2 separate regions of the Homo sapiens genome follow, and region 1 is linked to region 2. A link is an interaction called in ENCODE POLR2A ChIA-PET data of the cell type or tissue named here. Cell type or tissue: A673. All regions are shown on one strand.

What was found. ChIA-PET counts read pairs that join two places held together with the same protein. Peaks named below come from ENCODE experiments on the same cell type or tissue, not always from the same donor. Only the 100,000 strongest peaks of a DNase experiment are listed, where the experiment ranks them.
Region 1: POLR2A ChIA-PET joins it to region 2 with 10 read pairs; 2 of 35 experiments call an interaction of 5 or more read pairs at or near these places.

Annotation. Positions count from the first base shown.
Region 1 is chr1:15,417,275-15,421,274 of GRCh38, forward strand. All of the region lies in intron 1 of EFHD2 (EF-hand domain family member D2), which reads left to right. Among named protein-coding and RNA genes, the nearest start is that of EFHD2-AS1, 6.9 kb to the left of the region's middle. RefSeq lists silencers at 1-33, 921-1,040. In A673, no CTCF peak of the experiment used is centred here; a DNase peak (open chromatin) is centred at 2,067.
Region 2 is chr1:16,021,478-16,025,477 of GRCh38, forward strand. CLCNKA (chloride voltage-gated channel Ka) reads left to right here and starts at 559. Exons shown (of 20, transcript NM_004070.4): 1 at 559-586; 2 at 1,136-1,242; 3 at 2,323-2,451; 4 at 3,286-3,414. The coding sequence starts at 1,143. In A673, no CTCF peak of the experiment used is centred here; no DNase peak of the experiment used is centred here.

The DNA.
Region 1 (4,000 bases), 600 kb before region 2:
TGTATGGAGTAAAGATTAAGTTACGTTATAAACACTGGGTTATGTTAATATTAGGCATTCAATAAATATTCTTTATAATCACTATCATAACAATAATGACTATGAAGAGCAAGAAGCGAAAGGGGGTGGCTGGCAGGGAGTGCCGTGGGTGCGGTGTGAGGTTGTTGAACTCCAGGTTAGGATGCCTTTGAGCCCTGACAGCCCCCCAGCAAATTGCTTGGGGTCTCCCTCTTTATCCTCCGTGGGGGAGCCCCAAGCGCCACACTTATGTGCTCTCTATCTCTCCGTCTCTCTCTCTCTCTCTTTCTCCCCCAACCCCATACCCCACTTAGCTGAACTAGGGCAAGAGATCAAGTGTGAGATTCCCAGATAGGACTAGAGGAAGTGGTGAGCGCTGGGCTTTCCCTATATGAGTCAGGCAGTCTGGGGGTGGGGACATGCAGGAACTGGGGAAGCCAGGGGGGCCTGAGGGCTCCTGAGCCCATACCCAACACCCACCCTGTCCAATTGTCTGTTCTCCTGGGACCTGCACGCCCAGAGCGGCCATCAGTAAAGCCTGGGATGGGAGTCAGGAGAGACAGAATTGGGGTCCCTGTGCTCCCACCTTCCCGTGTGCAGTTTTTGCAATGACTCTGCTTCCTTCTGCCATCAGACTGTGCAGTGCAGCTTGGGGGCACCTGCACGAGGAGCAACTTTCTTTCTTTTTCTTTTTTTTTTTTTTTTTTTTTTTTTTGAGACAGAGTCTTGCTCTGTCACCCAGGCTGGAGTGCAGTGGCACAATCTTGGCTCACTGCAGCCTCCGCCTCCCGGGTTCAAACAATTCTTCTGCCTCAGCCTCCCTAGTAGCTGGGATTACAGGCATGCACCACCACACCCAGTTAATTTTTGTATTCTTAGTAGAGACAGGGTTTCACCATGTTGGCCAAGCTGGTCTCAAACTCCTGGCCTCAAGTGATCTGCCCGCCTCGGCCTCCCAAAGTGCTGAGATTACAGGCGTGAGCCACTGCACCTGGTCGAGGAGCAACTTTTTTTTTTTTTTTTTTTTTTTTGAGATGGAGTCTCGCTCTGTCACCCAGGCTGGAGTGCAGTGGCGCGATCTCGGCTCACTGCAAGCTCCGCCTCCTGGGTTCACGCCATTCTCCTGCCTCAGCCTCCCGAGTAGCTGGGACTACAGGCGCCCACCATCACGCCCGGCTAATTTTTTGTATTTTTAGTAGAGACGGGGTTTCACCGTGTTAGCCAGGATGGTCTCAATCTCCTGACCTTGTGATCCGCCCGCCTTGGCCTCCCAAAGTGCTGGGATTACAGGCGGGAGCCACGGCACCCGGCCGCAACTTTCTAATAGTTCCAAAGCCAAGATAGGCCCCCCCTTAAGTAAGCAATGAGCTTCCTGTCCTCAGAGGTATTCAAGGCACTAAACAACGAACTGCATCAGGAATCTGATTTTCAGGAACGACTGAATAAGATGGCCTCTAATATCCCTCCCAACCCCGAAGTTCTCTGCTGTGTCCTGATAGGCATCAGGGCATAGCATAGTCGTTAAGAGTGCATGTGTTTGATCAGGCCTGGTTCAGAGCCCAGCGACACCCTTGTCACCTATGACCTGGGCTAAGTCGCTTCCCCTCTGAGCCTCAGTCTCCTTGTCGGTTCATGTTCATGCCGCTTCATAGGCTTCTTGTGAGAATCTGATGCAAAACACCTGGCATCGTGCCTGGCACATAGCAAGTGCTCAGCAGAGTAGCCAGGAATGATGATAGATTATGACGTGGGGCTCACCTGGGTGCAAGGCTGGGACATCTGCACTGTGCATGGTTGACGCCTCCACTGCCTACCCCTGTGACTCCCTAGTTATCAGAACTGGGGAGAGGGGCAGGGGCAGGGAAGCAACCAGCTGGGGACCATGCTCACCCCAAAGGGAAAGGGTCGTCCTTGGGGGGTAACTGGCTGCTCCGCTTTCGAGAGGGGGATGGATGGGGATTTTGTCCCCAGCATCCAGGGTGCAGCTAGCTGCTGAGCCCTCCCTGACGAGAACTATTCAAGGGGAGGCAGATAGGAATGCGGGCACGGTGCCAGGCCCCGCAGCCTCCCTCCGGTGCTGGAGAAAAGTGCTGAGCTCCCAGGCTGGGCGCTTTCTGCCAGTACTGCCGAATGGCATTGGCCTTCCCAAACAGGCACCAAGCTGGGCTCTCAGTCCAGCCTCCACTGGCCCTGCAAGCTTGAGAATGTGGGACCCTCCATGGGACCAGGAAAAAGAGAGGGGCCAGGGAGGAGAAAAACTTCCAGCTGTTGGAATCCTGCAGTCTGCTGGCTGTGTGACCCTGGGCCAGTCACTGCCCACTGTGGGCCCCAGTTTCCCTACATAATGTAAAACGGGTAGACCAGGCTATCTGGGTGGATCTTGCGGGCTGATCTCTCTTTTTCTGGATCCTCTAAGCCAGCTGCAACCTCAGTTCCAGCTCAGGGAGAAGGGCTGGTGGGTGAGAGGCCCTCTAGCCCAGGAGATGCCTGTTTCCAGCCATCGTGGAACCTCGTTCTCTCCTGTGCTGCCAGTTGTCCCACACACACATTGGCACCATGAGAGTAGCCCCTTCCTCACTTTTCTCCAACCCCGAGGGAAGGTTCCTCGCTCCCTGAGGCTCCTCTCTCCCTGTTCAAGGGCTCTGTCCAGCGGTCTTCTGTCTTCCTACCTCCCAGAGATGCTGGGGCTTTGCGTCGGGCCTAGTAGGGGAAAAGTGGGCCTTTAGAGGAGAGGTCATGCTGGAGGGATCCCCTGGGTCATCATGTCCACCCCTGCCTCCAGGCCAAGCCACCACAAGCCCTGCCTCCCAACCCTGTACCACCAGTCAGGACTGGAGCCTGTGGCAGAAGCCAGTGTGTTTTTTATCATTATTTCTAATATCATCACCCTTTTTATATTGTATATGTGAAGTATATGATGTGCATATGTGACACACACAAACTTCTCAATATAACAACTACTATTACGATGATGATGAAATTAACAGGTTTGAAGGACTCACTATGTGCCAGGCATTTTATATCTGTCAGCTCATTTTCATTTTCTTTTTTGTGTTTGTTTGTCTTTTAAACAAGGTCTCACTCTGTTGCCCAGGCTGAAGAGCAGTGGCTCGATCAGGGCTCACTGCAGCCTCAACCTCCCGGGCTAAAGTGATCCTCCCACCACAGCCTCCCTAGTAGCTGGGACCAGAGGCATACACCACCACGCCCAGCTAATTATTTATTTATTTATTTATTTATTTTTTGAGACAGTGTCTCACTTTGTCACCCAGGCTGGAGTGCAGTGGCATGATCTCAGCTCACTGCAACCTCCATCTCCTGGGTTCAAGCAATTCTCCTGACTCAGCTTCCTGAGTAGCTGGAATTACAGGTGCGTGCCACCATGCCTGGCTAATTTCTACACTTTTAGTAGAGACGGAGTTTTACCATGTTGGTCAGGCTGGTCTCGAACTCCTGACCTCGTGATCCGCCTGCCTCAGCCTCCCAAAATGCTGGGATTACAGGCATGAGCCACCGCACCTGGCCCTTTATTTTTTTATAGAGATGTGGTCTCCCTATCTTGCCCAAGCTGGTCTGAAACTCCTGGGCTCAAGTGATCCTCAGCCTCCCAAAGTGCTGGCATTATAGACATGAGCCACCACGTCCAGCCTCATTTACTCTTTAATAATCTTAAAGGTAGATGTTAGGAATAATAATAACTGGTTTTTAGTATCATAGTAGGCATGTATGAAGTGCTTCCTGTGGACCAGGCTCTGTGCCAAGAGTCTGCTTGTATCGTCTCTTTTAATCCTTGCCTCCATCCTGAGATGAGTTCTTTGATCTCCATGATGTAGATGAGGAAATTGAGGTCTGTGGGGTTAGGTGACTTGACCAGGTCACTCTGCCAGCAGGTGGCAGAGCTGGGGTTTGGACCCAGGTCAGTCTCAGCGGAGTTGATGTAACCACAAACCCTCAAGGCCATCTTCAATCAGGTTGACCCTGG
Region 2 (4,000 bases):
GCTGCCTGCCTCGTGGGATTTCCGTGGGCACTCAGGGTAATTAATCTGGGAGAAGGCTGACTCTCTACCTGACACACAGGGAGGCTGTGGTCATGCTGGCCCCACTCACCATTGCCCCCCTGCCTTCTCCTTCCCTTCCCAGCCTCCTCCCCTCTCCCTCTGTGCTTTTTCAAACCTTCCATGTCCAGCTCTGAGACCCCTGGACCCTGAGTCTCAGCCTTGGCAGATGACCCCTCTCTGTCCTGCTGTGTGCATGAGCTCCCCCTTCCCAGCCCTCGTCCAGCAGCACCCAGGAGCCTGAGTACAGCTGGGCACCACCCTCTGTGCAGCTGTGATGGGTGGGGAGGCTCCTGCTCCCCTTCTCTCTTGGCAGTTCTGCCCTGCACAGCTCTGGCCTCCACAGTTCTGGTTGGTTTGTCAAGGACGTTTTTAATCTCCATGGTAAACCCCGGCCGGCGGGGAAGGGGGGTGGCAGGGAGAGAGTGATGATTGGTAGAGCATATACCTGTCCAGGTGCACTGGAGCTGGGAGCAAAGGAGGCTCTGTGAGAGGAGGGCCAGTTCAGCCGCAGCAGGAGGACTGACAGGTGAGGGGTCTCTGGGCGTGGACTGGAGTATGAACCTGGAAGGGCCAGGCAGGCAGGGCATAGGGGATGGTAGGGGCAGTAGCCAGCACCTCACTTTGGCTTTGCAGAGGCCTTCTGGTCCTGGGGTTTTCCTGCCTCTGTGACCTGAGCTGTCGGGGAGAAAGGAGGGTGCTCCGAGATTGGCAGGGAGAGTCGGAGCCATCCATGGGACTCTGCAGTGAGAGAGTCACAGCCCTGGGCAGAGACTGCTCCCAGTAGTGGAAGCACCAAGCGACCCAGGAGGGTGGGAGCGGTGTCCACAGTCTGCTGCTGGACACAGGGGGACACCTAGGAATCCCACCCTCATCCCACAAAATGACACACACAGGCACACACCCTCAGTGACGGAACCTCAGGGATGAGGGCACACACAGACCTAGTGTGATAACACACACACACACGCACAATCCTTCCTCTTCATTTGGGTGGGGAGAGCACTGGAAGGGCCCAGAGGCAGCGCGAGGACGTGCAGCAGCTCACCCGGGTCCTTCCCTCCATCTGCTTCTCCAGGGGCCTGATGGAGGAGTTGGTGGGGCTGCGTGAGGGCTTCTCAGGGGACCCTGTGACTCTGCAGGAGCTGTGGGGCCCCTGTCCCCACATCCGCCGAGCCATCCAAGGTGAGAGCCAGGTCCTCTTCCCTACCCGCGGGGGACCACTCAGGACATCATTCCTGCCTGGCTCCCACCCCACCTCTCTGCCCAGGAACCACCCTCCTGTCATTTGTCCAGGACATGACTGCCCAAAGTCTCCTGGGTGGCAGGGAGGGAAGGGGTCTGTCTGTCCAGCTGTCTGTGGGTCAGATGGGCCAGGCATCTGCCCTCTGCCTTTCAGGAGATACAGCCCAAGGCCTGGTCACTGTGCCTATCTTCCACCCAGGCCTCTCCCTCACCTACCTGTGCCAATGAGGGGACGTGGGGGTTAGCTGCTGGGACAGCTGGGGGCACAGCAAGGGGCTGGGGCAGCCTGCACTTGGCACCCTTCCTTGGAGCCCCATGTGCCTTGTTCACTTTGAGACCTGACTGTCCCCTCAGCTACGGGGCAGAGCAAGTAGGGACCACAGAAGGAGACTAAGTGCAGTGCCAGTGGCTGGTGCCCACAGCCAGTGAGGGCCAGCTCCCAGGCTGGGCTGCAGCCAGCGGGCCAGGGGCATTGCTGGGGACCCAGAGGATACCTGGCGCCACAGGCCCTGGGACACGCAGAAGTCTGCTAGACCCTGGTGCTCTCTAAGCTATGGATCCTGCAGGGATACAGGTGAAAGCTATAGCTGCCAGCCCCCTTCACACTCCCTGTCCCCCAGGAACCTCCCAGTACAGGCACGGGTGGGGAGAGTGGACAGGTCAAAGGCCTTCTGGCAGGGGCAGCAGTCCTGGCATCCACTGTGCCACCACTGTCACCTGCCACAAATCCTGCCCAGCCCCCAGTGTGAGGCAAGCCAGCAGAGGGTAGCTCCAGGCTCACTCAGTGGTGGCCTGAGGTTCTGTTCAGGGCTCCTCCATCCTGACACAGCCATCTGCCAGTCCCAGTGCGAGGAACGTGGACAACTTGCATTCCTCTCTGACTCAGGCGGGGCCCCCTCAGGACTACCCCAGACTCAACTACCAGGGTCCTCCCTGCCTGGAGCCAAGCAGACCTCCAGGGAAGGGGCTGTCTGTGCCCCTTGCCCCAACATAAGCTGGGACTCCGATACCCTGCCCCAGGTGGCCTGGAGTGGCTAAAGCAGAAGGTGTTCCGCCTGGGAGAAGACTGGTACTTCCTGATGACCCTCGGGGTGCTCATGGCCCTGGTCAGCTATGCCATGAACTTTGCCATCGGGTGTGTGGTCCGAGGTAACTCTTCCCTGGCAGGTGCTGCTCTGGGCCAAGGGATTCTAGGCACGCTCTGGGGATACCAGATGGGCCACCAAGTGCAGCGGTGCAGGGACGGACCTGGGTGCGGGGAGGGCTCTGGCTCTACTCCTGATTTGCTCTGTGATCCTGGGCAGGCTCCTGCCCCTCTCTGGGCCTCAGTCTCCTCAGCCGCACAAGGAAGAGAGACCTGAATATTCCCAAGAGCCCTTCCTCCTCTGAGCTCTCTGGCTCCTCTTCCAGCCACCCCGTTCCTTCTCCTTCCCTCCTCCGTGCCTTGGGGCAGGAGTGGGGACACTTGCCTAGATCACCAAACTTGGAGTCTTCCCCCTGCTCCCTCAGCAGCCTGCCTCCACCCTGAGGCCTCCCTGGAAGAGGGGGTGTGGGCAGGAAGGGTCTAAGACACTTTCTCTGGAGACCCTCAGCTGCCAGAAGCAGCACCTACTATGGTGTTACGGTGTTTGGTGCTTCACACCTGTGTCATGTAGTTCTCAGTGGCCCTTTAGTCTTTAATGTCTTTAGTCTTCAATGAGCCTGTGAGGAAGAGCCAATCACTAGCCCACTTGGCAGATGGGGAAACTGAGGCTCAGAGAGGCTGAGTGGCTTGCCCAAGGTCACTCAGCTAGGCAGTGGTAAACCTGGGATATGGACCCAGGGTCGTACTCCTGCCTTTTCTTGGGGGTCTGCACCTCACTCTGTGGCCTGGTCCTCCCCTCTTCGTGACTCCATTTCCTGGTCAGTAAGTGGGCACCACAGTGTCTGGCCCTGAGGGCTGCAGAGGCTGTGGGTGCCTCCCTGATACGCGGCTGTCCCCAGCACACCAGTGGCTGTACAGGGAGATTGGGGACAGCCACCTGCTCCGGTATCTTTCCTGGACTGTGTACCCTGTGGCCCTCGTCTCTTTCTCCTCAGGCTTCTCCCAGAGCATCACGCCCTCCTCTGGAGGTGAGTCCACGGTCGCCATGCCAGTCCCCAGTGCCAAAACCTTCTCAGATCCCAGGGGGCTTCTGATGGGGGGAATCGGGAAGCTGCAGCCTCATTTCTCAAGCCCAGAAGAGTTATGTGGCTTGCCTGAAGGCACACAGCAAGAAGGCCAGATCTTGACTCTTGGGTCACTGCTGGCCCTACTCGCTTTCCAAGGGCTCCTTGGAAGGAGATTGCCCTGTGGGGCCTGTGCTGGTGCCAGGAAGGGGCCCATGGAGGAGGTGCCGCTCCCTCAGGCCACTCAGCCCTTCCTCCAGCTCCAGGCCAGCAGAGGGGAGCTCCAGGCTCACTCAGTGGTGGCCTGAGGTTCTGTTCAGAGCTCCCCCATCCTGACACAGCCATCTGCCAGTCCCAGTGGGAGGAACGTGGACAACTCGCATTCCTCTCTGACTCTAGCATCCAAATCTGCAAAATGAGTTTATGCATCCTAACCTCTGAGGGTTCTGCGTGATCATAATAGGACTAGGTGCAGTGACTCAGTCTATAATCCCAGCACTTTGGGAGGTGGGTGGATCACTTGATCCCAGGTGTTCAAGAGCAGCTTGGA